Regions from separate parts of the Homo sapiens genome. Here region 2 is linked to region 1. A link is an interaction called in ENCODE POLR2A ChIA-PET data of the cell type or tissue named here. Cell type or tissue: OCI-LY7. All regions are shown on one strand. Each heading gives the region's core, and the rest is flanking DNA. Links, peaks and the distances in the headings are about the cores only. Region 1 overlaps SIPA1L3 (signal induced proliferation associated 1 like 3). Region 2 overlaps SIPA1L3 (signal induced proliferation associated 1 like 3).

The links. ChIA-PET counts read pairs that join two places held together with the same protein. Peaks named below come from ENCODE experiments on the same cell type or tissue, not always from the same donor. Only the 100,000 strongest peaks of a DNase experiment are listed, where the experiment ranks them.
Region 2: POLR2A ChIA-PET joins it to region 1 with 6 read pairs; 5 of 35 experiments call an interaction of 5 or more read pairs at or near these places.

Annotation. Positions count from the first base shown.
Region 1 is chr19:37,984,063-37,989,431 of GRCh38, forward strand. All of the region lies in intron 1 of SIPA1L3 (signal induced proliferation associated 1 like 3), which reads left to right. Among named protein-coding and RNA genes, the nearest start is that of SIPA1L3, 80 kb to the left of the region's middle. RefSeq lists enhancers at 4,301-4,806, 4,807-5,312, 5,313-5,369. In OCI-LY7, for the core only: CTCF peaks have their summits at 3,505 and 3,709; DNase peaks (open chromatin) are centred at 2,619 and 3,489; H3K4me3 peaks cover 914 bases; H3K27ac peaks cover 3,043 bases.
Region 2 is chr19:38,066,377-38,071,745 of GRCh38, forward strand. The region is part of intron 2 of SIPA1L3 (signal induced proliferation associated 1 like 3); the gene reads left to right. Among named protein-coding and RNA genes, the nearest start is that of SNORD152, 94 kb to the right of the region's middle. RefSeq lists enhancers at 4,109-4,610, 4,611-5,110. In OCI-LY7, for the core only: no CTCF peak of the experiment used is centred there; no DNase peak of the experiment used is centred there.

The DNA.
Region 1 (5,369 bases), core at 254-5,253:
CCAGCCCGGCTGAATCTCCTGAGAACAATGAGGCACTTTTTGCAGATGCGCTGTCCTTCCAGTCTCAGGGAGCGCTGTGTGAGCCCTGCGCAGGGCGGGGCAGCGAGGCGGTTAAGGGCTGGATTCCATCCTTACTAATGTGTGACCTTGGGCAAGTAACACCAAGCACAGTCAAAGAGAAAATTAGTAAATGAAATTCACTCTGAGTATAGAATAGAGATAAAATACATAGAAGTAACAAAACGGGTGGAGTGAGAAGAAGCATACATCTAGTAGGATTTCCAGAAATAAAGCTAGAAGGAGTGGTGGGGAGGCAATATTAGAACTAATGCTAAAAATGTGCCATAATTGAAGACTTGCATCTCAATGCTGAAAGCTCACAACGAGTGCCAAGCAGAGACTGGATAAAAAGAAATCCCCCAGATAGATTATTGTGAGGCTGCGAAACATTAAGGAAAGAGAGAAAACCTTGGAAACTAGCAGACTAGGCTAGGGCAAGTAACAAACCATCTCTAAGCCTCGGTATTCATTTCTGCAAAGTGAGGAAAAGAACTAGTTACTATGTGACCAGCTTACTAATGAGCTTGGAACTAGTAAAGATCTTTTTGCATAGGTCCTGACACATAGCAAGTGTGCATTAAATGTTAGCTGCGTTACTGTTGGTGTCATAAACGTTAATGACAACAGTAGTGATTGTTCTGTAGGCTGCTGTGGAATATGGCTGGTACTCCACAGATGCCTCTCATGCAGGCAACTCTGTAGCAAACTAGAGCATGTCCTTGTGGTGATCCCTGAAGAAGAGAATAGTCATTTCATGAACGTGACTGGAAGTCAAGATTTGTGGATTCCTTCAACAAATATTTCTGGGGCCTCTTGTCTGTGCTAAACACTGTTTCAAGGCCCAGGTATGCAGCAGAGAAGACAGACCTAGTCCTTGCTGTCCTGGAGTACAAGGTCTGGTGGAGGAGACAGACTAGAAATAAACAGTATTTATCAGAAGTGATTGGTAGTGCTATTAAGACGTTCAATTATTGTAGCATTTTGGGAGGCCAAGGCAGGAGGATCAGTTGAGGCCAGTTTGAGACCAGCCTGGGCGACAGAGCAAGATTCTATCTCTTAAAAAAATTGTTTTTTTCTTTTTTTTTTTTTTTGAGTGTGGGTCTCTCTCTGGTTGCCCAGGCTGGAGTGCAGTGGTGCAATCTTGGCTCACTGCAGCCTCAACCTCTCTAGCTCAAGCAATCCTCCCACCTCAGCCTCCTGATTGAGACTAGAGTCATGTGCCACCATGCCCAGCCAATTTTACGAAGAAAATTGTTTTAGTCAAGTGTGATGGCACATGCCTCTAGTTCCAGCTACCGGGGAGGCTGAGACAGGAGGATCACTTGAAGCCAGGAGTTCAAAACCAGCCTAGACAATAGAGAGAGAGAAAGAAAAGAAAGGAAAGGAAGGAAAGAAACTAAACCAGGATAAAGTGAAGTGAGTGGTAGTGGTGGGAGGGGTGTCTTAGAGGGATGAGGAAGGGGTCTGTCCGAGGAGGTGACATTTAATCTGAGACTTGAAAGATGAAAAGGAGCCAGTCATGCACACAGGTGGGTGAACAAGGGTGAGAATGTGTTGGGAGGGATTTGTAGTTTGTTCCCCAAAGCCTCCATTTGCTTCCATCCTAGGGGTGTTTGGAGAGGATGGCTGTGGGGAGCTGACTTTGGCGTCTAGGAAGAGAGGTGGTGGGCCCAGAGGCCGGGCCCCTCCCTGGCTCCTCCCAGCCTTCCCAGGGCCCTTACCCAGGGATGCGGGGCCACAGGGAAGAGACCCTTCGCCCCTTGGGTGGACTCCCTGACTTCCCAGCCAAGAATGTGGTTGTCCTTTTTGTTCCAAAGGTGACCCAGCTGCGCCGTCATGCGAGCAAAGCGGTGGCGCTTTGTGCCTGAAGCCCACTTTCTCCTTCCCCAGATAGATCAGCTCAAAGCTGTCTGCCCTAGAGAAGCTCCAGAAAGCAGCCAAGCCAGACTGGGCATGCTGCTTGGGGCTGTGGGGGAATTAACCATCTCTTTTCTTTGTGTCAAAGGTGGGGAAGGTATTAAAGCAACAGGGCTTCCTGGATAGAGCCACAGTTAGGAGCCCAGATTCAGGGCTTAAACTCCGGCTTCCCCACTTACACCTTGGGCAAATGCCTTCCATGTGCCTCACCTTAGCTTTCCCATCTGTAGAATGGGACAGTAATTCCTGTGCTTAGAAAAGTGCACACAGGATGTGCTACATAAGTGTTATCACCTTCCAATTTTAACTCGAGGTGAGATGGCTTTCTCTTTCCTCTAGTTTCTTGTCAACAGTTAAGACACTTGCATTCGACTTCTGTTTCTCCACACCAGCCCGGTTCTTGCCCAGGAGCTTGGCGTCTGGCAGTCAGCCAGGCTTCAGGTGCCAAAAGCAGCCCCTTTGCTGGGGAAAAGCAGGTTATTTGATGCCAGGAAGCTGAGAATTGTCAGGATGTTTGTCGCCAGCGTTGGGGGCCTGTGTGGTGCCTCCACAAAAGGGACTGCTCTTGCTTGCCAGGGAGAGAAGACTGCTTCCTCCAGGGCAGCTTCTTCTTTTCTTAACCCTGGCTGCACGAACCCTATTAGAATCAGGTGGGCACTGTTTACAACGTGCCCGTGCCTGCCTTCCCCTTTCCCCTCTTCCTGTGTAAAGGGCCTGAGGCCTAGGTGTGGAGACTTTTTTTTCTTAGCTGCCTGATGTGCCTTCAGGGACACTCTCTGAATTCAGGGGCATTCACAATCACTGAATGTAGCTGAGAACCACCTGGGGGTCGTGATAAAATGCAGGTTCTCATTCATCTGGTCTGAGGAGGAGCTGAGCGTTTTCTTTTTTCTTTTTTTGCTTTTTGAGATAGAGTCTCACTGTGTCACCCAGGCTGGAGTGCAGTGGTGCGATCTCGGCTCACTGCAACCTTTGCCTCCCAGGTTCAAGCAATTCTTGTGCCTCAACCTCCCGAGTAGCTGGGATTACAGACTTGTGCCACCATGCCTGGCTAATTTTCGAATTTTTTGTAGAGATGGGGTTTCACCATGTTGGCCAGGCTGGTCTCAAACTCCCGACCTCAGGTGATCCACCCGCCTCAGCCTCCCAAAGCACTGGGATTATAGATGTGAGCCACCGCGCCCGGACACATCTGCTTTTTCAGTGAGCTCCCAGGTGATGTAGATGATGCTGTTTCCCGGACCTTAGGTGTCAGAATCAAGGGCCTAGAAGTCTGCTTTTCAGATGTGTAGAATCTGGGACACGCACTTTGAATCCTTAGCTGCATTTTTCCCAGACCCCTTGGTGATTGACTACCCATTAGGATTTGGGAGCCTAGACCAGGGTTTGTGAACCCTGACGCTGTTGACCTTTGGGGCTAGATCACTCTTTGATGTCAGAATTGTCCTGTGCATATTATGGGCTGTTCAGCAGCATCCCTGGCCTCTACCCACTAGATGCCAGTAACAGCACCCCCCAGCGGGGATCATCAAAAGTGTCTCCAAATGTCCCCTGGAATAGAGGTGGGGCAGTGTTGTCCCTAGTTGGTTACCAGCGGCCTCGCACCCTCTAATTTCACCATGCCTGGGACCCCCTAGGCCAGCTGGTCACTCACATCGATGCTCAGGTCCCACAGTAGCAGTCATGGCCACTTTAGTTTGGGGCAGGCCCCAGTGGGGATACAAGCTCTTGGTGCATCTCCCGTCTGCTGCACTTTGACAGCCACTGTCCCGGCGCCTTTACTGCTCAGTAAATGGTGGGTGTGGCTGGACTAGCAAGTGGGGAAAGGATAATAAACGGAGCTTGGTATTTGTGTTGGGAGAGTGGGAATCAGAATGAAGTCACCATAAAGTCCCTTTTAATAACAGTAGAGAAGATTCTAGGCTTGGTGGTATTATCTCCTTTGGAAATTGTCCCAAATTCTCTCTCTATTCTCCCCTCCTCCTACAGTCCCCCTGCTGGTCCTGTCTGTCCTTGGCTCCCACTGGCCTAAGGCAGCAGTCTCTCATTATCCTGCTGGCTCCTGCCCTACCTCTCCTGGTCTGTCCTCTGCACTCAGCCAGGTGGGGCCTGTGAACACCTGAGGTCACGGCCCTCCCCTGCTCAGAACCTCCCATGGGATCTGGAGTACCAGCATCTCACTCAAGAGAAAAGTCAAGGCCAGGTGCAGTGGCTCACGCCTGTAATCCCAACACTTTGGGAGGCTTAGGTGGGAGGATTGCTGGAACCCAGGAGTTCGAGACCAGCCTGGGCAACATAGACCCTGTCTCTACAAAAAATTTTATAATTTTTAAAAAATTATTATCAAAAAGAGAAGCAGGGTGCAGTGGCTCATGCCTGTAATCCCAGCACTTTGGGAGGCCGAGGCGGGTGGATCACCTGAGGTCAGGAGTTTGAGACCAGCCTGGCCAACATGGTGAAACCCTGTCTCTAGTAAAAATACAGAAATGAGCCAGACATGGTGGTGGGCACCTGTAATCCTAGCTACTCGGGAGGCTGAGGCAGGAGAATCGCTTGAACCCAGGAGACAGAGGTTGTAGTGAGCCGAGATCACACCACTGCACTCCAGCCTGGGCGACAGAGCGGGACTCCATCTCAAAAATAAATAAATAAGTAATACATAAATAAGAATTAAAAAGAGGAAAGTCAGTGTCTTTTGTGTGGCCCACTGGGCCCCCTTGATCTGGCCCTGTCACCTCTCTGCCTTGTCCTCTGCTTCCTGCCCCATTGCTCTTTGACCCTTTCCCTGCTCCTAGAACGCACCAGGCACGTTCGCTCTCCAGGATCTCTGCGCGGGCCGTCCTCCCTCCCACTCCACACAGTCCTCTGGCTGCTCCTGCGAAGCTTCCCTTAGGTTTCTCTGCTCAGAAGTCACCCTCCCAGCGAGGCCTTCTTTACAAGCCTGACCTCCAAACAAAAACAGATTCCTCTCCCCTTCTCATGCAATATAAGCCCTGTTAGAGCTGGGGCCTTGTCTGCTTTCCTGTGGTTTCCCCAGCACGGTGCCTGCCGTGTAGGAGGTGTTGGCTGTGTGATTGAGGAGGGAATGAGTGAACTGCTGCTTAAGTGCTTCTTTGTGCCTGGCCTTGTGCATCCTCCCACGGAACCTTCCTAACTCTGTGGGGCAGCTCCTGTTTTTTGTTTGTTTGTTTGCTTTTAAAGACAAGATATTGCTCTGTCACCCAGGCTGGAGTGCAGTAGCACAGTCATAGCTCACTGCAACATCCATTTGCTGAACTCAAACCATCCTCCCACCTCAGCCTCCTGAGTAGCTGAGACTACAGGTGTGCGCCATCACTCCTGGCTAATTTTTAAAAAATATTTAGTAGAGACGGGGATCTCACTGTGTTGCC
Region 2 (5,369 bases), core at 87-5,086, 82 kb after region 1:
TTAACCCTTCTTGTGCTGGTGGGCATTTGGGCTGTTCTCAGTTCTTCTGTATTACAGCAATGTAAAACAGTCAAAGCATCGTGTACCTTTCTTGACGTAGACTGGTGTTATTATCAGAGAGACAGATTTCTGGAAGTGGAATTGCTGGATTAAAATAAATAGAATGAAGCCAGGCGCGGTGGCTCACGCCTGTAATCCCAGCACTTTGGGAGGCCAAGACGGGTGGATCACTTGAGGTCAGGAGTTCTAGACCAGCCTGGCCAATGTGGTGAAACCCCTGTCTCTACTAAAAATACGATAATTAGCTGGGCATGGTGACACATGCCTGTGATCCCAGCTACTCAGGAGGCTGAGGTAGGAGAATTGCTTGACCAAGGAGGCAGAGGTTTCAGTGAGCCGAGATCACGCCACTGCACTCCAGCCTGGGCGACAGAGCAAGATTCCATCTCAAAAAAGTAAAAATAAAAATAATAAAATAAATAGAATGCACACCTAAAATGTTGATGCATAATTCCAGCTCTCTCTCTTGACTTTCCCTAGTTGGGAAAAACTGTACTGATTTAACACCCTTAAAAGCAGAATGGATGTGATGGCTCACAACTGTAATCCCAGCAGTTTGGGAGGCCAAGATGGGAGGATCACTTAAGCCCGGGAGTTCAAGACCAGCCTGGGCAACGTAGCAAGACCCAGTCTCTACAAAAAAAAATTAAAAATTAGCCAGGTGTGCTGGCACACCCCTATAGTCCCAGTTACTTGGGAGGCTGAGGCAGGAGGATCACTTGAGCCCAGGAGGTTGAGGATGCAGTGAGCCATAATCACACCACTGCACTCCAGACCAGGCGACAGAGTAATTTAAAATTTTGATGCACAGTTCTAACTTATTCTTTCTATTCCCCCAAGGGGAGAAAACTCTACTGATTTAACACCCTTAAAAGCAGAACAGGTCATGCAGGAACCCTGACCTGTGTGGGAGCCTTGCCAATTTGAATGTAACAGCTGGACGTGGCCTCCCTCTCTCCTGTGGGGACTGCCCTGGGTCCCTGGGTAGGAATTTGGGCTCCTTCTGGATGCTGGAGGAGATTTGTTTTAGAAACACCAATCCTCAGCCGGGCGTGGTGGCTCAAGTCTGTAATCCCAGCACTTTGGGAGGCCGAGGCGGGCAGATAACCTGAGGTCAGGAGTTCAAGACCAGCCTGGCCAACATGGCAAAACCCATCTCTACTAAAAATACAAAAATTAGCTGGGCATGGTGGTGCGAGCCTGTAATCCCAGCTACTCTGGAGGCTGAGGCAGAAGAATCGCTTGAACCCCGGAGGTGGAGGTTGCAGTGAGCCGAGATCATGCCACTGCACTCCAGCCTGGATGACAGAGTGAGACTCAGTCTGAAAAAAAAAAAAAGAAAGAAAGAAACACTAGTCCTCTGGGCTCTTTGACGTTAAATGTGGAAGTGCTGGCTTTCACAGCCGTGGCTGAGACTCCACTCGTTGCTCTTCCAGCCAGTGGAGCAGAGTCTCTGCCATGGCACTAGCTAATGAGATTTCTAAGATTTTCATCCATCTTATTTCCTGAGGGAGCTCTGTAGTGGTCCCATGTATGCTCAAACTCCCAGTAAGGTTGGGGAAGACATAGAGGGGAAAAATCAGATTTTTTTTTTTTTTTTTTTTGAGACAGAGTCTCACTCTTTTGCCCAGGCTGGAGTGCAGTGGCGCTATCTCGGCTCACTGCAAGCTCCACCTCCTGGGTTCACGCCATTCTCCTGCCTCAGCCTCCCGCGTAGCTGGGACTACAGGCGACCGCCACCATGCCCGGCTGATTTTTTTTCTTCATATTTTTTAGTAGAGACGGGGTTTCACCGTGTTAGCCAGGATGGTCTCGATCTCCTGACCTCGTGATCTGCCCGCCTCGGCCTCCCAAAGTGCTGGGATTACAGGCGTGAGCCACCACGCCCGGCCGAAAAATCAGATTCTTAACGTGCAATCTGCTGAGCTGTTGCTGACTTGCTGGAATTTTGTCCTTATGAATGGATTTTAAAGACAGTCAGCGTCATTCACGTATTCCCACAGCACACTCATTTGAACGATTTCATCTTATTTGGAGCACAGGGCAAAGGGGTGGCAGGCAGACTGTTGAGGTTTGAATCCCACCTGCCCCTCGTAACCTTTGCCTCATCTGTAAGATGGTCATGATGGAAGTCCCTACTTGGCAGGGCATGGTGGTTTGCACCTGTAACCCCAGCATTTTGGGAGGCCAAGGCAGGAGGATCACTTGAGGCCAGGAGTTTGAGGTTTTGTGAGACCTCATCTCTACAAAAAAAAATTTTTAAGTAAAAAATTAGCCGGTTGTGGTGGCACACAGCTGTAGTCCCAGCTACTCAAGAGGCTGAGGTGGGAAGATTGCTTGTGCCCAGGAATTTAAGGGCTGCAGTGAGCTATGATTGTACCACCACACTCCAGCCTGGGTGGCAAAGACCCTGTCTCAAAAAAGAGAAGAGAAATTTATTTAAAAAGGAAAAGAAGCCCCTACTTGATACAGTTGTTAGAACACACCAGTTAACACACGCCAGTGTGTAGCCCTGAATCTGGCGCATCAGGAGAGCTCATCAGTGTTGACCTTATGTTTAATACCGTCATCACCGTATTATCCCTCTCCACTGCCCCGCCCACATGTGAGAACAAATATGTTAGATCCCAGTCCACCCCAGACATGCATCTGTTCACAGTCTGGGGAAGACAGAAGATGCTCAGAGGCTTAAAAATCCAGTGGGCTAAGTCCCATATCAAGGGTGCATGTACATCCCCGGGAGCTCAGCAGAGGGAGGAAAGGGGGAATTCTGCCTGGCTTTAGTGGGACAGACAGCATGGGGGGACAATCGGAGGGAGGCGAGGACAAGGCGCTCTGAATCAGTGAACCCCTGAAATAACTCCTGCAAAGGTCACCAGTGCCCTTCATACCTATAACTGCCACCATACGTGACTCTTTGAGCAGCGTCCACTCCTGTTGACAGTTGGTCCTCCCCAACCACACCTGCGCTCCAGCCTCCCTGCTGGGCCTGCTGTATCTCATGTCCTGGCTCCCATCACCCACCTGCCCACTTGGATGTACAGCCTCTCCGAGCTCGGAGGCAGACCCTCTTCTCTCTGCTCTCTCTGTTCCTTCTGTCCTCACCTAAGACTGCACAGTAGAATCAGCTGCCGAGCTTTTAAGAGGCACTCAGGCCTGCGCCCCACCCCAACCAGCTAATTCAGAATCTCTGGGAGTGGGGTGTGGACAGATACCTATATATTTTTTTTTATTTTTTATTTTTGTGAGACAGAGTCTTGCTCTGTCTCCCAGGCTGGAGTGCAGTGGTGCGATCTCGGCTTACTGCAACCTCCACCTCCTGGGTTCAAGCGATTCTCCTGCCTCAGCCTCCCAAGTAGCTGGGACCACAGGCACGCGCCACTATACCTGGTTAATTTTTTTTTTTTTTTTGTATTTTTAGTAGAGATGGGGTTTTACCATGTTGGCCAGGCTGGTCTTGAACTCCTGACCTCAAGTGATCTGCCTGCCTTGGCCTCCCAAAGTGCTGGGATTACAGGCACGAGCTACCATGCCTGGCCCAGACACCTATATTTTTATAAAGCTCCTCTGTACCTCTATTGTATGCTGGCAGGAAGACCAGTCCCCCGAGCATCCCCATCTGGCCTTGGATACTGGCTGTTCCCAGCTTCCCTGCTCATCCACGGCAGGTACCCTCTCTTCTTGCAGATCCTGGTTTAGACACCACCCTTCAAGGAGTCTTCCTGACCCCCTCCCAACTATAGTGATCTTCAGTCCTATCTATCTATCTATCTATCTATCTATCTATTTTTGAGACAGGGTCTTGCTCTGTCACCCAGGCTGGAGTGCAGTGGCGTGATCACAGCTCACTGCAGCCTTGACCTCCTGGGCTCAAGCGATCCTCCCACCTCAGCCTCCCATAGTGCTGTGATTACACACATGAGCCACTGCACCCAGCCATTTTATGACCTTTACAATGCTGGCCACCCTTGGAAATTCTATTTTATTTCTCTGGCGTTTCTCTACTGGAGGTCCATTCATGAGAGCAGGGGCACAGTCTGTCCTGCTCAGAGATTTTCTTTAGCACCCACAGCAGTGGCGTGTAGTAGAAATAGATTGAGTAAATGAATGGATTTCGAGTGTTTGGTGCTTGTAGAATGAATGAATGAGTTATACATGACTGGGAAATGGTGAATAAATGAATATGTTTTTAGGGCTTTGTTGGCTGGAAGAACTTTTTTGAGGGATTTATAAGAACATGGTAGGTGTTTGTTGTGTGAGTGAATGGATGAATGGATGCATTTTAAGGACTAACTAGTTCTTCCTGGATAAACAAATGACTTGTACGTGCCCAGAAACTGCTGAGTCACTGGATGCATGCCTGGAGGAGTCCTCATTCCACCTGGGCCTTAGAGAGGAACCCTCGGACTTGATGCCACATCCCTGAGCCCTCCAGAGTGCTTGAGCCCCACTTAGCCTCCATGGCCGTGACTAGATCATGTTTCCCTGAAAGGGAGATGCTTGGAGCACATCAGGGCAGCCCTGAACACCCAGGGGGTCCCTCTACCTCTAAGCAAAGGCCTGTGAAAGGACAGCCCATCCCACCCCTACAAGCTATCTCCAAGCATTGCTTTCAGCTTCTTGGGCGTGCTGCTTCCCAGGGAAGGGCACACTCGGGCACCAAGCAGGCCCTGCTTGCCTTGGGTCACAGACCCCAACTGAGCCAGTGCTCCCTGGTCCTGAGTGAGGTTGTCATCCATCCAGTCATTTAATAGTTATGTTGTTTTATCTATCTATCTATCTATCTATCTATCTATCTATCTATCTATCTATCTATCTATCTATCTATCTGCCTGCCTACCCTACCTACCTGCCTACCTATCTATGTAGTGACAGAGTCTCACTTTATTGCCCAGGCGGGAGTACAGTGGCGTGATCTCGGCTCACTGCCACCTCCCTCTCCCAGGTTCAAGCAATTCTGTTGCCTCAGCCTCCCAAGTAGCTGGGACCACAGGCATGCACCACCATGCCTCGCTAATTTTTTCATATTTTTAGTGGACACGGGGTTTTACCTTGTTGGCCAGGCTGATCTCGAACCTCTGACCTCAGTTGATTCGCCCACCTCGGCCTCCCAAAGTGCTGGGATTACAGGCATGAGCCACTGTGCCCAATCAGATATTTATTTAGAAAAGAATTTTTTTAGAGACAGGGTCTCACTGTGCAACCAGGCTGGAGTGCGTGGTTCAACCCTGTCTCCTTCCTTTGTGATCAGCAGGGTCCCAGGTAAGGGCTGCTTTGTCTGCTGGGAGTGAAGTTGGCATGAGCAGGGC